2 separate regions of the Mus musculus genome follow, and region 2 is linked to region 1. A link is a loop called in an ENCODE intact Hi-C map of the cell type or tissue named here. Cell type or tissue: left cerebral cortex. All regions are shown on one strand. Links, peaks and the distances in the headings refer to the core of each region. The heading gives the core; the rest is flanking DNA. Region 1 overlaps Triml2 (tripartite motif family-like 2). Region 2 has its middle 51 kb from the start of Zfp42.

Region 1 (2,926 bases), core at 159-2,658:
TATATGTAGCTTTGCTGGACTGAAACTGGCTATGTAGATCAGAATGGCTTGAACTCATAGAAATCCCCTAGCATTCAAGGACTCATTTTGAATAAGAAGAAATACAGTATATTATCATTTTCAGGTTGTTATGCCCATGTATAGAAAAACTCCAGGGCTTATTATACCTGTCACTGATCTCTCTATGCTTTGACCTCTAATTCAGTATGGACCAGTCAACCTCCCCTGCCATCACCCTTTCCAGTTTTCCCCAGTCTTTGTTAATCATCAGTCTGTCAGCTTCTATGACATCAATTTAAGTTCTACGTAGGAATTCAAATCTTCTACTTTTCTTTCTATGCTTGGCTTATTATGCCAACAATTAACATAAGGATCCCAAATTTCATCTAAATTATAATATATTATATGCCATATATAATTACATATTATTTAATATATATTACATAAAATTTAATTATAATTATAACTTTGTCTTTTTCACGAATAAGCAACATCTTATATATGAGTTATATGAATCACATATCTTTACCTGTTCCTACTACTGTAAAAGTTTCTTTGGCACATTAGTTTTCTTCAGACATATGCCCAAAGTGGGCATTGAGGAAGCTCAATGCTTCCCCTACGTCTGTACTGATTTACAGACCATCGACAGTATTCATAGTGCTTTTAGCAGGGCGACAATGGCTGCTTAGCTTTCACACTGGCTTGAAGATCACTGGACCCGGCATTCAGGAAGGGACCCTTAATGAGTCTCTTCACTCTGCAGTCCTCAAATGCTGTTGAGGAATGGCTTTCCTCAGGCTTACCTGGAGCAGTGCAACGGCAGATTCCCCACAGTTCTTCTCGAGGTCCGTGATCATCGTCTGGAGGCTGCGCAGGTGCTCACCAAGCCGGACTTCACTCGCCTTCAGTTTTTCCATGTTCTCTCTCCCCAGGTGACTAAGTCTCTGCAGATGCATCTCCTCATGAACTCTGTACCTTTTTTTTATGTGAACTGGTGTTTTGCCTACATGTATGTCTGTGAGGGTGTCAAATACCCTGGAGTTGGAGTCAGACACTTGTCAGCTATGTTGTGGGTGCTAGGAATTGAACCCAGGTCCTCTGGAAGAGTAGATAGTACTCTTAACAACTGATAGGTTTTTGTTTTGTTTTGGTTTTTGGTTTTTGGTTTTTCGAGACAGGGTTTCTCTGTGTAGCCCTGGCTGTCCTGGAACTCACTCAGTAGACCAGGCTGGCCTCGAACTCAGAAATCCACCTGCCTCTGCCTCCCAAGTGCTGGGATTAAAGACATCACTATGCCCTTTTATTTACTGATTGAACCTTGGCCAGGAAACCTGAATTGCTGAATGTCTTAGGAGAGGACATAATCAGGTAACGCCCCGCTTCTCCGTGGAGCAGAATGCCTTTCAATAGAAACCTGAGGCCAGGTGGTCCAGCACAAAACTGTAACGCCCGAATTTGAGATGTGGAGAAAAGATGCAGGAAGATCATGAGTTCAGGCTAGCAGTGACCACAGAGGGAGATTTCCTTTCTAAATAAACAAAGAAATGCAATTTTACGCTTACTGTTTAATATAGCAAAGTTAGGTAGGCATTTGTCCATGAAATCTCTTTACTCAGATTAACAAACATGGCACCCAAAACACGCCACGCACTTTCTGGTGTGACATTTTGTTCCAAACTTGAATGTTTCATCATGAATTAAAATTATCACTTAGGGCGTGGTATCCCTTTAATTCCAGCCCTAGGGGACAGAGGCAGGCGTCTTTGTCAGTTCAAGGCCAACCTGTCTACAAAGCAAGTTTGAGGCCAACTGGAGCTAAGTAGTGAGACTATCTCAAAAACACTTTCTTTTGGTTTTGTATTGTTTTGTTTTTTAAAAGACAGCATTTCTTTGCATAGCCCTGGCTGTTCTATAACTCACTATGTAGTACAGACTGGCCTTGAACTCATAGATTAACCTGCTTCTGCCTTCAGGGTGCTAGGATTACAGGCATGTATCAGCATGCCTGGCTGCCTACTTAAAAACAAATTTAAAAATTGATACTTTAATCAATAATTAGCAGAGATGCTTAAATAATGAGGCCATTGATAACTGGTTTTCCTTTTTATCTTTCTAAATGTATTCTACCTGATTATGGTTGCATCAATTAGGAAAAAGAAAACCCAATACTAGAGGTTTTATTTTTTTCTTCTCATTTGGGAAATCACTTCTGTGTTGGAGAGTTCCTCACTGACGCACAGTCATGCCAGCTAGCCCTCATGACAAGTAGCACGCCATAGTACAGCTGCAGCCAATTCTGCAAGCCTCTTATAGAAGGCTATAGTTTACATTTAATCTCCCGTTGCTATTAAAGATCCCAACTGTAATAATGGTGCCTGCTATTTGTAGACTGCTGAAAATGTACAAGGCACTGTCTAGGGGCCCTCTGTAGATGATCTCAGTCAAGCCTCACAGCAACGTTATGAACCAGAGGCCATTGTTATTTCCATTTCACAGCTAAAGAAATGAGGTTAGACACTGAGCCACAGGGGCCCAAGGCTACCCAAAAGCTAGTAACTACTAGACCATTAATAAAATCCCTGGGAGTCTTCTGAGGTTAATTCTCTCAACGTGGCTCTGCATGGAAACAATATTAATGCTGTCTTAGCCATGTGTCTTTCCATGGTTTTAGGTATACTAACACTGTAATATGAGATAATGAATATATACAAATAAATGTATGGGCCTCTTTCCTTCCTTGCTTCTCTATTTATATGAGTGTTCAAACAGTATCTTATGAAAGAACTGCAAGTAAGTACACTTGTCCACTCTACACACATAGTTGTCACTGGATAAACTTTTTTTGATTTGTGTTTTTTTCCAGACAGGGTTTCTCTGTGTAGCCTTGACTGTCCTGGAACTCACTCCGTAGTTGGCCTCAAAC
Region 2 (2,926 bases), core at 180-2,679, 69 kb before region 1:
TTCTTCAGGTAAGACTTCCTACTCAGGAGATTCTAATTTGTAGCAAATTGACAATAAAAACAACTATAATAGCATATTAACAATACACAGGCAAACATTTTAGTACAAAGAGTATTGCCAACCCACTCATGTCAGGAGATGCAGAGAGAGACAAGCACAAGTCTCTTCCTTCCTGCCCGACATGGTCCTTCCTAGCTTTGAGAGAGTTATTTTGGTACACTCTACCTCCATTTCATCATCTAGAAAATGAATACCACAACAAAGTCTATGTTATCAGGCTAATAAGAAGATGAAGGGTTTGATGAGTACTCTGTAAGTCACTCATTCTATCATCTTAAAATATTTATTTCGAGAAGAAAGTTATGAAAAACTTAAATTGGATTTTAATCTTCCAATGAGTCCATTTCTATCAATCTTTTTTCCCCTAAGTTAAAAATAAAATATTTTACATAGCTTCAACGCACATGGCTTAGTTTTTGATCCTAAAAAGTATAAAAATCTAAATGTTACTCCAGAGATAAAATAGGTAGAAAATGAGAAATCAGGGTGCAGAAGCTTTCTGGGAAAGTATACTCATTAAAAACTGAGTAGACAAAAAGAGATACAAGCAAAAATAAAATATAATAGCAATTAATGGGGGGAGAAATCAGAGTAACAGGGCGTGGTACAGTGTGATTGTAATCTCAGCATTTGGTAGTCTAGGCCAGAGGCTCAGGAGTTCAAGGTCAGCCTGGGTTACAAAGCTAATTTGAGGCCAGTTCCAGCTATCTCAAAAACCATAAAACAAGATTCAAAGGATAAGAGCACTGGTTGGGGCTGGAGAGGTGGCTCAGTGGTTAAGAGCACTGACTGCTCTTCCAGAGGTTCTGAGTTCAATTCCCAGCAACCACATGGTGACTCACAACCATCTGTAATGGGATCCGATGCCCTCTTCTGGTGTGTCTGAAGATAGCTACAGTGTATTCACATATATTAGACAAATAAAATCTTAAAAGAAAAAGAAAAAAAGAGCACTGGCTGCTCTTCAGGGGACTTAACATTTAATTCCTAGGTCCCACCCAGTGTCTCACAACAATCTGTGACTTCAGTTTCAGACCCACTACACTCTTCTGGCCTCTGAGATCAACATGCACATGGTACATGCATGCAAAACACCCAAACACATAAAATAATAATTTAAAAAATATATATTTTAAAAAATGTAAAAAGAAAGAAAGAAAAACCCCCACCTACTCCAGTTAGTCACTGGAGTGTTGTTTATATAGTGCCAATGATGCTGCCATCTACCTGTTTAACAAAAAGGGTTTTACCTTTAACACTGCCTAGGAAATACACTTATTAAAATGTCTATATGGGCTGGCGATATAGACACACTTGGTAATGTGATTATGTTATGTGCATGAGACCCTGGGTTTAATTCCTAGCATCACACACACACACACACACACACACACACACACACACACACACCAAATGTTTATTATAAATCTAACCTCAAGGACGATATTTGAAAAAAAAAGACATAGATTTAGAGGTATTCTACAATGCAGTGGCTTCTTTTAAAATTGCCGATATCATGTGAGGAAAGTAAAAAAGAATGATGGTAACGTAAATTTTTCTCGTCCATGAAATGCAAATTTTGTCCCTTGGAATGTTATTGGTGATCTTGCAGCTATTGATGTGTATGCAGATCAAGCTAGTCTGCCAGATTTTGCGTCCAGGCATCTGCTTGCAATTCCGTCCCTGCATTCCTCATTCCTTATGTGACATGTATGTGGGTTGCTTGGTTCTGTATGCCGTTGCTTAGGATTTATGCTTCTTCACACATTAATAAATTAAATAGAATCTTCCCTTAAGCTTATTTAGTATTTACATTGGAATTGTGATCACATTTTATTTAAGATTTACCTTTTGGCATATTTTGACATATTTCTTATAGTGTTCACTATTTTAAAATAAAAATAGAATGTTGCCCCAAAATTTGAAAGTCTTGAAATACACGTCTACATTTTCCCTTTCCCTAAATGTAGTCAATACAAATATACACATCAATGATTAAGACAGAAAATTAAATGTAGAAATAATGCAAATGTAAAATTATTTAAGATAAAGGTATGTGATACAAAATACAGTTATTAAGACAGTTTCAGGGCTGGAATATAGCTCTGTAGTAGAGCACATACCTAGCCTTTGGTTTACTCCCAGCTCTAACCATCACACACACACACACACACACACACACACACACACACACACACACACACACACACACACACATACCAGAAAACAAATCAATACAAAGAAAGTACCCTTCCCTAGCCCCACCCCTACCCCCAAAGAAAGAGTTTTAAAATTACTTATCTAGGGTGTCCATACCAAAGTCCAAATCTAGAATTCCTTGGAGGGCACATCTATAGATTACTATGAGACGGTGTAGACATCATTTAAGGCCAACACCAGAAAACAAGGATAAAATATCATGAGATTCGTAGAAGCTGTGCTATAAACGGTACATTAGTTACCTAATGTTCTAAGAGAAATTGCACCAAATTTATTGGTCTAAAATAATAATAATACTTGTTAGTATTTCATAGCTTTGACTGGTCAGGAGTTCAGATAGGACATAGCAAAGGGGATAGCTTGTGTGTCCCAGATATGTCATCTGCAAAACTCAAGATGGGTATTAAAATTATTAGAAGAGAAGACTTAACTGGGAGCAGAAAGTCTCCTGAGTTTCCTTGTGCTCATGGCTTCAGCCTGGTACCAGAAAGTCAATTTCTTTGTCACATAGAAAACCACTCCAGGAGGATGACTGGTTGTTCTTATGACCCAGTCACCCGTTCCCTGACAGCATCTGAGGGTCTAGTGGTCGCTGCCCTTTCTAGGGTATGTCCTTGAGTCATGTGCCCCCTGTCTCTATACCTTC

Evidence for each region. Peaks named below come from ENCODE experiments on the same cell type or tissue, not always from the same donor. Only the 100,000 strongest peaks of a DNase experiment are listed, where the experiment ranks them.
Region 2: a loop joins it to region 1, with 9 times the contacts of the local background. A loop is called at or near these places in 2 of 42 quality-filtered maps.

Annotation. Positions count from the first base shown.
Region 1 is chr8:43,185,592-43,188,517 of GRCm38, reverse strand. It overlaps Triml2 (tripartite motif family-like 2), which reads right to left. Exons shown (of 8, transcript NM_001381929.1): 5 at 807-947. Among named protein-coding and RNA genes, the nearest start is that of Triml2, 6.5 kb to the right of the region's middle. In left cerebral cortex, for the core only: no CTCF peak of the experiment used is centred there; no DNase peak of the experiment used is centred there.
Region 2 is chr8:43,254,698-43,257,623 of GRCm38, reverse strand. No RefSeq gene overlaps it. Among named protein-coding and RNA genes, the nearest start is that of Zfp42, 51 kb to the left of the region's middle. In left cerebral cortex, for the core only: no CTCF peak of the experiment used is centred there; a DNase peak (open chromatin) is centred at 1,740.